3 separate regions of the Homo sapiens genome follow, and all the other regions are linked to region 3. Evidence: chromatin contacts called from ENCODE Hi-C or POLR2A ChIA-PET data. All regions are on one chromosome and are shown on one strand. Each heading gives the region's core, a stretch centred on a gene start or an enhancer-like site at or near the end of the contact. The rest is flanking DNA. Distances are from core to core; before and after follow the strand shown.

Region 1 (3,903 bases), core at 1,042-3,541, 2.4 Mb before region 3:
CATAATCCTGAACACCCTAGCCAAAGGTTCTGAGAGAGCAGTGGTGAAGTGTGGTGACCATTTTGTTCAGCTGTAAAGATTCTACACACTCAGAGCATTGGTCTACTTGGAAAGGATGGGCTCTAATTTATCATTAATATATTAATTTCAAGTCCAATGTCACCGACAATAGTCAAAATTATGGCAAATTGAATTTGACCTGAGTGGAAAGATAGTTATATTTCAAATTATAATGCAGGGCAACCTAACTACCAGTTTTTTAAAACCAACATTTGAGGAAGAACTGGTTTAAGGATGATGCTCCTTTTTTTTTTTTTTTTTTTTTTTTGAGATGGAGTCTCGCTCTGTCGCCAGGCTGGAGTGCAGTGGCCCGATCTCGGCTCACTGCAACCTCCGCCTCCCAGGTTCAAGCGATTCTCCTGCCTCAGTCTCCCAAGTAGCTGGGACTACAGGAGTGTGCCACTACATCCAGCTAATTTTTGTATTTTTAGTAGAGACGGGATTTCACCATGTTGGCCAGGATGGTCTCGATCTCTTGACCTCGTGATCTGCCCACTTCCGCCTCCCAAAGTGCTGGGATTACAGGGTGCTCCATTTTAAACTTGACTGCTCTCTGTTTTGGTTTTAGATTGAATTCATGCAGGTGTTTCAAACCTCGCTTTCAATAGCATTACTTGTTACTGGGAAGCTAGATCTTTTGGGGGGAGTTGGCAGGGAGGGGTTGAACGTGAGATTTCTCTATCAGTGAAAGACATCTTTTGGGAGATACAGCACTCTTTAAGCTTCACTTATAAAAGTGTGCAATATAAAGCCTTATTATTATTTTTAATAAGGCAAGTCAGAATTTAACCCCCATGGCTCTCTTTAACACCACTGAAGTTGTAAGAATTAACTCAACCTCAAAGAGGCATGAGTTATCCATGTAGGCTTATAGAGTGTCATTTTAATGTTCTATGTCTTTACTGTGCCTCCACTTTCTTTGATGAAAAGGTCTATTTAAAAATTGGTAGGAAAATATTTAACATAATAAGATGATGAGTCAGAGTTTTAAAAAAGCTAAAAAGGGAAGATGTAGTTAAATAATGCACCTTTTTATTTTCTAGCTACATGACTCATGACATATAATGTATTCTGCTAAGTTCAAAGTTTCCTCTTACAAAGAGAGTTTTATGAAACAACTCTTCTTCAGACCATTTTTATTTCAATTATAGTAGCAGGTTTTGGAGTTTAAATCATTAACAACCTCTGAGTGAACTTTTATCCAAATGACTGCAAGTCACAAAGAGAACAGTCCTCTTTCACCAAGTACCTTTTGTGCTCTAGTGAGACCCGTCCTTTTCTATTTTTCTCCTTTATGTCTCTCTTTGAAGAAAGATGTGTGATTTGTAAGGTAATGAAAGTATGTATCAGTTAATGAAAACTGCTATATTGGGCTCATAATGCACACTGGAATTGCTTCAGGGTAAACTTCATATACCTGCAGTATATAGCAGGGGAAAAAGTGAATTTCCGAAGTAAAGATTGCTGTGTGCACTCTAGGAGTATCACGTAGCAGTTAAAGCAACCATCAGGGGTGACCTAATCTTATTTTCCTCTCTTTGTCAAGTAGCTGTAATGTTCATTTAGGAGCATTTTTCAGTTTTAACTCCAGTGGACACTCCAAAACTGGGCACTTATTCTGTCAACTGTCAACCAAGTTATTGATTTCACCATATGTTGTCTTCATTTTTTTTAAATTAGTTTTTTTGGAATGTTTTTGAAGAGTGTGTGGGAGACGATAACCTCCAGATTTAAGGTGATGGGGTAGGGACAAAAGCCTGCAGAATTTCATACAGAACAAAATGTAGCTTAATAAACAAAAGAAAGTGAAGAGAGAAATTTATTTCCTTTTTAAAAGTCAGTAAAATAATGAACTAATCGTTGTTTAAAGAGTGAGAAAAACTTTTTCCCCCTAGATTTGGTGACTAGCGGGATAAATTTGAAGAACTCCATCCCACCCCCGCACGCGCGCCCCCCATTCTTTCCAGACAGAGCGGTTGTAAATCCGAGGCTGAGTCCGCCCTGGGAGCCTTGGGGCACTTTCCTCTTTGCTCTGTGTGTGTGTGTGCGTGCGTGTGTGTGTGTGTAGCTCTCGCTCTTTCCCTCAGTCTGTGCCTCTTGTGTGTGTGTGTGTGTGACAGAGAGAGAGCGAGAGAGAGAGCGCGAGAGGAGAGAGAGCGAGAAAGAGAGAGAGAGAGAGCAAGAGAGCGAGCTGTGAGCTGTGCTGCCGCCGCCGCTGCCCTTTGATCCCGACATTAGTGTTAGGGGCTCGGAGACACAGAGCGCGGCCATAGACACCGCCGCACCGGCACTCATTTATTTATACCTCCCATCACACACGCGAGCATAGGACACACACACACTCACACCTATTAGATCCGTTTCCATTGAAGAATATTACGCTCGGGGACAAGCCAGGTGCACGACCAAAAATTTAAAAAAAAAAAAAAAAGGAAAAAAGAAAGGAAAGAAAAGAAGAAAACCCCTCTTCTGGCTCCAGGAAACAAGCTTCAACCCATTGCACACACCGGAGAAGGGGTTTCCCCCTGCCCGCCCGCCCGCCCCCCAACTACCTCCCCGCTCCTGCCAGTGTCTGCCTCTCTGCCCCCACGGGGGTTTATTTGATCTCACATTAACCAAGGAGGAGAATGTGAGAAAAGGGGGAAAATGCCCAGGAGGAAGCAGGAGCAGCCCAAGCGCCTTCCCTCACGTAAGTCATCCCTTCTCCACCTCCTCTCGTGCCATTTTCTCGCCCTCCCTCTCCTCTTTCCCCTCCGCAGCCTCCTCCGTTGTTTTCTGCATTAGTTTAGGGTTACAGAGGTGAAACTGACAAAGACACAGCCCGGGTTACTCCTCGTTTAGGTCTATGCTGAGGCAGCCATGTTGGTGATGATCAGCCCCGTGCCCTTTCTATTCTCTCTCTCTTTTTCTTTCTTTCTCTCACCCCCCCCCTTTTTTTCCTTGAGATCGGGCTTTTTTTTCCCTTTCCCTCCCCTTCCCCCTCCTCACTCTGGGTTGCTGGGGGGAGGGGGCAAGAGAAGGGAGGAGGGGAGTAGTGTGGATGCCGGGGGTTTTATCGGGGGTTTGGTGGGGGGAGGTGGGAGAGGTTGGAATCTTAAAAAAAAAAAAATTCCTTGTGGATTCCGGCGCCTGAGGGTGCGGGGGTCGGGGCGCGCGGAGGGCTGGGGGCCGTGACATGGCGTTTGGGGGTGTCGGGGAGAGGGCGCGCAGCAGCCGCCGGGTACAGGATCCAGGGAGAGGTCCGTCCCTGGCTAAAGGTTGCGCCGGGGTTGGTCGGCCCCCGAGCCGCCGGCGGCAGCGGCGGCGGCGGCTGGAGCAGGAGGAGGCGGAGGTGGAGGAGGCGGCGGCGGAGGAGGGGAGTCGGGGGCGGGCGAGGCGGGAGCGGCTGGGGAGGGTGTAGGGGCACCGCACACAAACACACGGGTACACACGCGCCGCCGGGCGGCTGCTCCCGCGGCGCCGAGGCGAGGGGGCGCGCCGGGGCGCGGGGCGGCCGGGCGGGGGGCGAGGCCGGGCAGCGGCGGGCGGATGTGGGGTGCGGGAGCTGCGCCGAGGCGAAGGCAGGAGGCAGGGCGGCTCGCGGCGCGCGAGGTCCCTGCAGAGCGGAGGAGAGGGAGGAGCAGGGCTCCTGGCCGCAATAAAATGCGGGGTCAGTCGGAGCAGACGGAGCCGGGCGAGACTCGGGCTCTCAGACCCCCTCCTTGGCGAGCCTGAGCAGAGTCCAGGACTAAAGTGCATCACAGCCCTCCCCGGCGGCAGCCACACACGCCAACTGGAGACACACACCCGCCGGCACGGCCCGGTCCCCTTCCCCTCCTCCACCCGCGCCCCCGGTCCCTCTCC
Region 2 (3,945 bases), core at 1,303-3,802, 2.1 Mb before region 3:
TAGATTTTACAGTAATATATTTTAAGGACTTTCTTTTTAAACTGATTTCAATATATGGATATTTTCCTTCATTAAAAATTTGCTCAGCAGCAGCCAGTCTGACTTGGGATATTTATCTTGAAATTGATCCAATGAATATTCTCAATTTCAATAACTACTCTGGCAAGAAAAAGCATACAGAATTTCCTAAATCAATACAGTAGATCAGTGTCTGCAGCACAGCACAATTCGTACAGGCAATGCAGTGTTGTACCAAGTGTTTCCATTTCTCAATGCTAATCACTTTTGATTTGAAGATAAGCTGTCAAATGCCATTAATCTGTTTACCATATTCCACCCCCCCCAACCACAGAAGGCTTTATTTTCTCTTTTTCAAATAATTTCAGGAAACTTTTGTAGAGCAGGATGACTTCTTAAATAAGCAACTTTTAAATAGGTTTTAAATAGGTCATCATGAGTTAAGAGTAATAAAGAACAAATACCAAATTCATGAAGGGATTCTCTAAAGTTCTCTGTCCACTTTACTTTTTATCACTTTTCCAGTAAGATTCAGATTTCCCAATTCCTACTTTTAGGCTTAAATGTGCTTGAGAAGTCTCTATTTTTCTAAATTCCATCACCATTAAATGTTTTGATTCCCACTGCTACCACCCTATTTCAAATCCAGGCTTGAACTAGGAAGCTCTGAGACCAACTATGGAACCTGGGTAATTTCTCATATTCTCAAAGTTCCTTCACTTACAAAATGAAAACATTAAGATCTACGTATCAGGATCATGGTGAGTATAAATGAGTATGCATGAGAGAGCCTGGCACAGGGCCTGGCATCAAGCAGGTGCTAATCACCTCTAAGAAACTTTCCTCTTTTCTCTCTCCCTCCTCAGTCCTCCTTTCAGACTTCACAGCAAGACTCATTCTGAAAGGTGAATGTGATCTCCTTAGCCTCCTACTCAAATTCCTCCAAAAGTTCACCGTACCCTAGGACAGTGGTTCTCAAAGTGTAGTCCCCAGGCCAGCAGCACCTCTTGCGCTTGCCTTTCCAAAATTCCTCTAAGGAGAGTTTACTATCTTCCAAACCTGCCAACTCTCCCAACCCCAAGATTTAACTCATCTTTTACATCCTTCCCCCTCTATGATATCTCTCCTATACTACCCAGCTTAAAATCTTTCCTGACCATCCCAGTCTCTAGGACTTTTTCTGACCTCTAATTCCAATTATTTCTGAATACAAAGAGTCTTCATCTTACAATCGGGTCTGTGTCTGGATAAACCCACTGTAAAGTCAAAAAATCTTTAACTGAACCATTGTGTAAGTGTAGGACTGTACTAAGGTGAAAATCTGCAGAGGTCACAAACTAGTTGCACCTGGCCCACCCACAGAAGGTGTGTGTTAACTAAATTGGTTGCAAGTAACATTAAAAATCAAGAAAAAATACGTAAAAATACAGATCTTTGGCCTGTGTTGGAGAAAATCGGATCTGCGTTTGAGAGACCCCCATTCCCACATGGCAACAATCAGCTAAATGGTAAATGTTTCGAGCATTCACCAGCTCTTTCCATTCTAAATAAAGGTTTTCTTTTGACATCTTCAAATATCTCAAATGGTGATTTACATTTCTTATGGATATGTAACTTTTCATGCTTGTTTTGTCTCTCCTAATAGAATACAGCCCTTAAAAAACCTGTCCTTGTCTTTGACTTTTTAAAAACCTCTTGTTACCCTGAACACAAACCGGTATTTAGTGCAAAATTATTGTAAAAGAATATTCTGAACATTGTAGACAACAGCAAAATGCTGAATAATCCACACAGTTTTTCTGGAAACTTTTGGCTTTCTACCAAGTTGGAAAAGTTTTATTAGTTTATGTTTTCTAAACATATGGATTAGGGTACAACTCTTAAGACAGATAATAAAAAATTTTTATATTATTTTGGTTTAGGTCGTCTTTCATTTTCTAATGAGAAATACATATGAAGACAGCATGCCCTCTGCTGAAAGAGATTTAGACCCTGCCCGGCACGCCATGTGACGGAACCTAGATACTGTTTGTAACTTTTAGTTTGAATCCAACTTTTATATCCTGGATTTGATTTCCCAGAAAAGAGTTTCAATTTCACTCTTTGGTAGGAGTCATAGTGGCTTTCTCTGACGCGGCCTCAGGTTAACCATTTACCGGGTTTGGCAGCGACAAGGGAAGAGCCACCTTAACAAAGCTGCCTTGCTGTGGCTCAGAGATAACCTGAGAAACCTAACCAAGATGAGAATTTTAAAACACTGTTTACGTACAGGGCCTTTCTTTGTTAAAGCTTCCATTTGAACCCATTTGCCGACTCCTGCCTGTCCACACATATCCGCACCCCGAACATCAATATTAGGAGAATATTCGATAATACTCTCCTTTTCCTTCCCCCACCCCAAATCCTCCAGGGGGCGCCCCGGAGGACCGCGCTGGCCCCCCGGCGGGAGGGCGGCCGTAGGCGGGAGCCCAGTCCCGACTCCTGGACGCCGCGCGCACTCCCCATACTCACCCGCCCGAAGCCACGGAAGTGCCACCTGACCCCGCCCCTTCCGCCGGATCCTCCCACGCAGGCGCAGCGCCGACTGCAGGCGCGTGGGGCCCGGGGATCGCCTGGGGCTGGGTGGCGGTGCGGGGCATGGCCAGGGTCCCCGTGGACGTGGCCGCGCAGTTCCGGCGTGTGGCGGAGAGCGAGTGAGCGTGAAGGTCTCCCGGCCTGCAGCAGGCTGCGGAAGCTCTGCGCCGGGAAGTTCTCTGGCGGGGGAGGGGAGGGCGGTTTACGGCCTTTGGGGTAGGTTTTGCCCTTTTTAAGATCCACATGAAATCTTTCGCCTCCGAAGTTCGAGGGTAACTTTCGTTCCCTCCTGGCCTTCGCGACACCCTCGAGTCGGACGGAGGCCGAGTCGTGTCCTCACCCCCAGCAGCCTGCGGCGGCCGGGACCCCCGGAGGCCCTTCTTCCGCTCCTTGGAAACTTAAAATGTGGGGTGAGGGAGAGACGCGTTACGTTTGACAGACCGGTGAAATTAAAGACACTCAAGCTTCTCAGAGTGATTTGAAGAAATGCTCAGCGTTCTGCCGAAATATAGTTTTAAGTTTTTAAACCACGGCATGGTTTTTAAAGGCTGAAGGACCCACAGTTTTTTTCTCTTAAAGGGCACGCATTCATTTTGATTAATATTTCTTAACATGCAGCCAAAGCCAGGACTCGGGCTCACTGCTGCAGGGGTGTCCTCGGGAAGTCCCGAGGGGGGAAAGGCGCGCAAGCCTGAAATGGAGATGAAAATAAACAGGCATAATATTTGCTACCTCACTGCGTTGGGCGTAGTAGTAACTAATTCTTAAAAAACGTCTTAGATGACATATAAGTAGTAAAGCCGTTGTATGCTAATCTAGAATTTTTGAGAAAAACTTAATCACCCAAATGTTTGCTATAATGTGATGAAGATAGCATCCATCGGCAGTAGCCAGGATCAAATGACGAGTAGATATGGTTATAAATGGGGCCCATGCAGTATAATTAGTATATGAAACCAAGATGTCAGTCCTCACACAGAATTTGTGTAATGATATGCATTTGGGAGGCTTCAGGCCTTTTCAGCTATTTGATACAGGTTGATTCTTACTGAATACAGAATAATAAAAAATGAATTACTGGTCTCACCATTTTCATTATTACTATTTGGACCAAAAGACTACCACTTTTACTCCAAAGATTGATTGTAGACTCAATAGCCAATGACAGAAAATTAAGCACAAGTCTAAATGAAGCCGAGGATCTAGTAGAAAGAACACAGAATCAAACCTTTCAAATCTCAGCCTATCGAACACAAACAGATTGACAGTTCTTGAGACGGTTTACTTCCTTTCTTTAAACTTGGCGTTGCTCATCTGAACAATTGTTTCGGTAAGGGTTACGTTTGATGAAAG
Region 3 (4,019 bases), core at 1,458-3,957:
TATACAGGTGACTATTTAATCAATCTAGTCAATAGAGATGAGGATGAACACAGAAGAGTTCCACACTGCCAAAAGGATAACTAAAAAACAAGTGCTCCATTGACCTATTAGTATCAAGCAAAAAGAAAAAAAGTAACTGAATACATAGGAAGGCTATTTCTGGGAAAATCAGCTTTGTCACCAAAAAAAAAAAAAAAAAAAAATTCATGAATGCTGGGTTTACTCTGTTTAGAAAAACACCTTAGATCATACTTCCAAACAAGAAAAAGTCATTTATAAAATATTCATTTTCCAAGTGCAAAACAGATTAAGTTGTGACATATATATTAAGCATGTGTGCTCAAACTTAGTTTATATCATGAATTGCAGTAATTCTGAATTTTGTTAAACAGGAAACTGACATTTTAAAAGACAAAAAAAAAAATCACACTATAATGTCAACCAAAAAAAAAATGTGTCAGTGATAAGATGGATAAAAAAATAAAATTCCTAATATTTCTATACTAGGAAGGTAAAAATAACAATGTTATTCAATAAATTGAACCGCCAAATATGTTTTTTTTGGTAAGAACATGGCAGAGCAAGATGGGTGGGAAACGGCTCACTTTTAAAGGCAGATCCGAGTTTTATTACAGGTTCTACCTAGTAGAACTCAATTTCCCCATCTGGCAAATGAAAATATCACTAATTTAATACGGTAGTGATAACATCTATACTCACGTTTGAACTTAAAATCAATTTTCATTTAAAATAGCAACTTCAAGTCAAAAATGTTGACTTGCTTTAGGCTTAAAATTACTCTGCATTCAGATATTAATAAGACCTCTGGTGAAACATTCATTTTTCCAAAGTTTGGATGGCAGACCCCTTTGAGAAGCTGAGGAAAAACTATAAACAATTTTTGTAGAGAACTGCACATTTACACATAATTGCTTTGTGTCAAACCCCTTAAGCCTTGGAACAGAAATCCAAGTTAAAGAGCCCTAGTAACCCAAAAGAACCATTTCCTTAAGGAAAAAAAAGCAACACTGAATATATTTTAATTTGGAAGTAATCTTATCTTAATCACTCAAAACTACAGGAACTATCAGGAGTTCCTATGTCACTAAACCTACCCTCACCACTAAAAGTTCTTTAAATGATTACTAACATTAATGTTACTTAACCCCAGCTACCCAAATATAACTACTGTGCCAAAAGCCTCAATGGTAAATTACGCTACCATTTTCTTACTGTATAATGATTCTGCATCAAGACTCATCTTCGGAGCAGTATTACTTTCATTCTGTCTAAGGATAGGAAAATCCCAGAAATCTTTGGGCTCCGACTCACAAAATATCTCAAAACAGGTCGAAGGCCAAGAAAATAAAAATTGGAAGGAGCAATTACTTTGTTCCCAGATGCAAAGCCTGGAAGCATATCCAATTTACCCGCCTGGCAGCTTCCCCCATCTTTCCAGCCCCCTCAGTACTGTCAGCATCCCCTGCCCAACCCAAACCCATAAGTCTCGGCAGCGAGTGGTACTAATTTTTTTTTTTCTTAAGGCCAGAGGCCAAAAAGAGAAAAGTGCCGGACTGAGAGCCAACCAACTGCGCCTGGTTCTCTAATTCATTCCTACACTTATTCATCCCCCCTAAATTAGACGGGGGATCCGAGACAGCTGCTGCTGCCTTGGTTGCTTCCCTTCCAGTGGAATAGTGCCTGGGAGGGGCCTTCTCTCCCTTCACAGAAGCAGCTGCGCCCCGCTTATCCCCACTGCGCACTCGGCCATCCAGCTCTCGCCATTGTTTCTGCCCACAACAGATACCGCCCCTGCAAGGACCGGGAAGAAGAAAAGGAGGCCCAAGTCCTCGGACGCGCTGCTTTTAAATGCCTCCTTCACCCCGCCCGTGCATCCCGCTCCTAAGGGGTCATCTCCTCGCCCTTCCCCGAAGTTTGGTGGAAACTAAAAACCACATTCAGAGGTAGGAGAGGGAATTATGGGAGTCTAGTGGGAAAAAAACGATGGGTCCCCCGGGCCACGGTAACCAAGAACATCTGTTCACTGAGAGCGTTCAAATATTTGTCAGGATTCACGAAAGAGACAAATAATTTAAATGTGAGGAGCCAGAAATCCATTTTGCTTAGCTCGAATAGGGTAAGAACAAGGGAGCAAGAGTGAGAGCATCATTTCGTATCCACAGGGTGTGAAGCTGAGTCTGGTGCAGAGAGAGAAACCCGGCTCTGCGTCCGATCGCCACGATCCGGCGAGGGAGCCAGCTCCTCCTCCCCGCTGCACCCGCTCCCCATGCCGCAAGTCGCCCTCACCTCCATCTCGGCGTCTGCGGGACCAGCGCTGGCCGCAGACGCAACCGCCTGCGCCGCGACGCCTTCGGGGCCGCCTTTGTTGCTGCTGTTGCTCCCGCCGCTGGCGATCGAGGCTGCGGGCTTGGAAGGCGCGCTCTCGGGAGGCGGGGGTGGCGGAGGCTCGGCCGCGGACGACATGATGTTCCGTCTGCGTCACCCGCTGCTGCCAGAGGCCCGAGTCCGGCGGGGATGGACGGGGAGGCCTAGGCCTGGATGCTACGTCGCAATAAACTGGTGGAGGAGCGAGACTCCCACCCGAGCGCTCCCCTGCGCCGCGCCTCCGCGACGGGCCTGAGCCGGGCCCAGGAGCTGCACACTCCCAAACGTTCTGCTCTTCCGCGGGGCTCTAGGTTCCACCGGCGCTTACCTCACGGCGGGAATCACGTCGACGAGGGTGGGCGGGGCCAGACGGGTCACTGAGGTCAAGGAAGGCCGGCTGATTTAGAGAAGGGCGGAGGGTTGGGGGAAGGGAAAAGGAAAACGAAAGAGAGACTGAGGCTGGGAAAACGCTTCGCCGCCTCCTCCTCTTCCTCTGGAAGATAACATCTATCTCGCCAGCATCCAGGACGACGACCTACGCCACCGACTTTCAACACTCGCGAGATTCCTTATTGGCTCACTGACTGGGTCCTGAGCGCGCATGCGCATACTGCCCTCCTCACCCTTGGCCCGCCCTCTTCCAGATCTCTAGCCGGCTCGGGAGAGAAGAGTGGGCGGGACCTCCAGGGAGCGCTCGGAGGTGTAGGTTTGTGCGCCTGCTGCTTGGCAGGACGCGAGCTCAGTGTTTTAGGCTTTCGTAACGGCTCACGGTTCTCGCTGTGTCTTCTGTGCCTGACAGGGGTTGGCGGCACTACCGGAAAACTTGTCTGGGTTTTGCGCTGCCCATTCAAACTTGGAAGTCTTGTGTCTGGCCCCAAAACTTCTGCCGTATCCGCTTAGAGGCGTGACGCCACAGCCTTGACGACGTTATGGTTACCCCAAGTGAAGTCTCACGGTTTTTTGTTGTTAGAAAAAAAAAAAAAGTCCGTTAGTGTGATTTTTTTCTTTTTTCTTTTTTTTTTTTTTTGCCTTCTCATGTTAGCTGCGTCGGTTATTTCTAAATACCCTCCTTAGGCACAGAGTTAAATGATATTTCTTCTGAATTTATATGCCAAAGTTAAGCAAATAACGTGCACACTACCATGGAAGTGAGAAACACGAATAATCAATATATGGGGAAGATAGGTGGTGCGATGTAATCTTTTCCCCAAGCATCAAACATGAAAATTAAAACGTACATTCTCCTTAAGTGTTAACAAATATTCAGCACTGATTTTGTATACTGCCTTAGGCAGCCTTCAATGCAGCTTAAGGGCCTTGTGCATTCATCGCCTACAAAATTTAAATACATTGTAGTCTGTTTGATAACGAATCTGCATACTACAGTAGATTACCTGCCCAGTACAGGGTCTTTTTTATCTTTTTTTATTCCTCATATTCAGTATTCTCTAAATGTTTGTTGAGTAAAGGAGACACATTTTTCGAGAGTTGAGGTTTGAGCTAACTGGTTATGTTGAATTCCAAACAGAAGGGATCCCCTTTGAATATATAGCCTGCAAATTTTTTAACTAATGGAATGATAATTCTTAAATGGACATCTGGAAAAATGTCCCCACTCCACTAGAAATGCTAGT

Evidence for each region. A loop is a pair of places that touch in the nucleus more often than their neighbours do. ChIA-PET counts read pairs that join two places held with the same protein, here RNA polymerase II (POLR2A). Pooled maps may share reads with other maps.
Region 1: a map of naive thymus-derived CD4-positive, alpha-beta T cell shows a loop between it and region 3 (15-fold over the local background). The contact joins the promoter of ZNF827 here to the promoter of SMARCA5 in region 3. A Hi-C loop is called at or near these places in 3 of 168 maps with a recorded cell type or tissue (CD4-positive, alpha-beta memory T cell and naive thymus-derived CD4-positive, alpha-beta T cell), 1 of 37 single-sample maps with no recorded cell type and 13 of 50 pooled maps.
Region 2: a map of CD8-positive, alpha-beta T cell shows a loop between it and region 3 (31-fold over the local background). The contact joins the promoter of MMAA here to the promoter of SMARCA5 in region 3. A Hi-C loop is called at or near these places in 5 of 168 maps with a recorded cell type or tissue (CD4-positive, alpha-beta T cell, CD4-positive, alpha-beta memory T cell, CD8-positive, alpha-beta T cell and 1 more) and 13 of 50 pooled maps. POLR2A ChIA-PET finds 5 or more read pairs at or near these places in 1 of 52 experiments (CD8-positive, alpha-beta memory T cell).

The regions. Positions count from the first base shown.
Region 1 is chr4:145,937,211-145,941,113 of GRCh38, reverse strand. ZNF827 (zinc finger protein 827) reads left to right here and starts at 2,291. Exons shown (of 15, transcript NM_001306215.2): 1 at 2,291-2,749. The coding sequence starts at 2,707. RefSeq lists an enhancer at 2,915-2,974 and silencers at 3,349-3,418, 3,539-3,903.
Region 2 is chr4:145,617,992-145,621,936 of GRCh38, reverse strand. MMAA (metabolism of cobalamin associated A) reads right to left here and starts at 2,552. Exons shown (of 7, transcript NM_172250.3): 1 at 2,530-2,552. RefSeq lists silencers at 2,184-2,253, 2,284-2,723.
Region 3 is chr4:143,512,390-143,516,408 of GRCh38, reverse strand. SMARCA5 (SNF2 related chromatin remodeling ATPase 5) reads right to left here and starts at 2,707. Exons shown (of 24, transcript NM_003601.4): 1 at 2,308-2,707. The coding sequence starts at 2,484. It overlaps SMARCA5-AS1 (SMARCA5 antisense RNA 1), which reads left to right and starts at 1,572. Exons shown (of 2, transcript NR_104027.1): 1 at 1,572-1,964; 2 at 2,184-2,937. RefSeq lists enhancers at 2,087-2,206, 2,267-2,326, 2,617-2,986, 3,017-3,086, 3,117-3,206 and 1 more.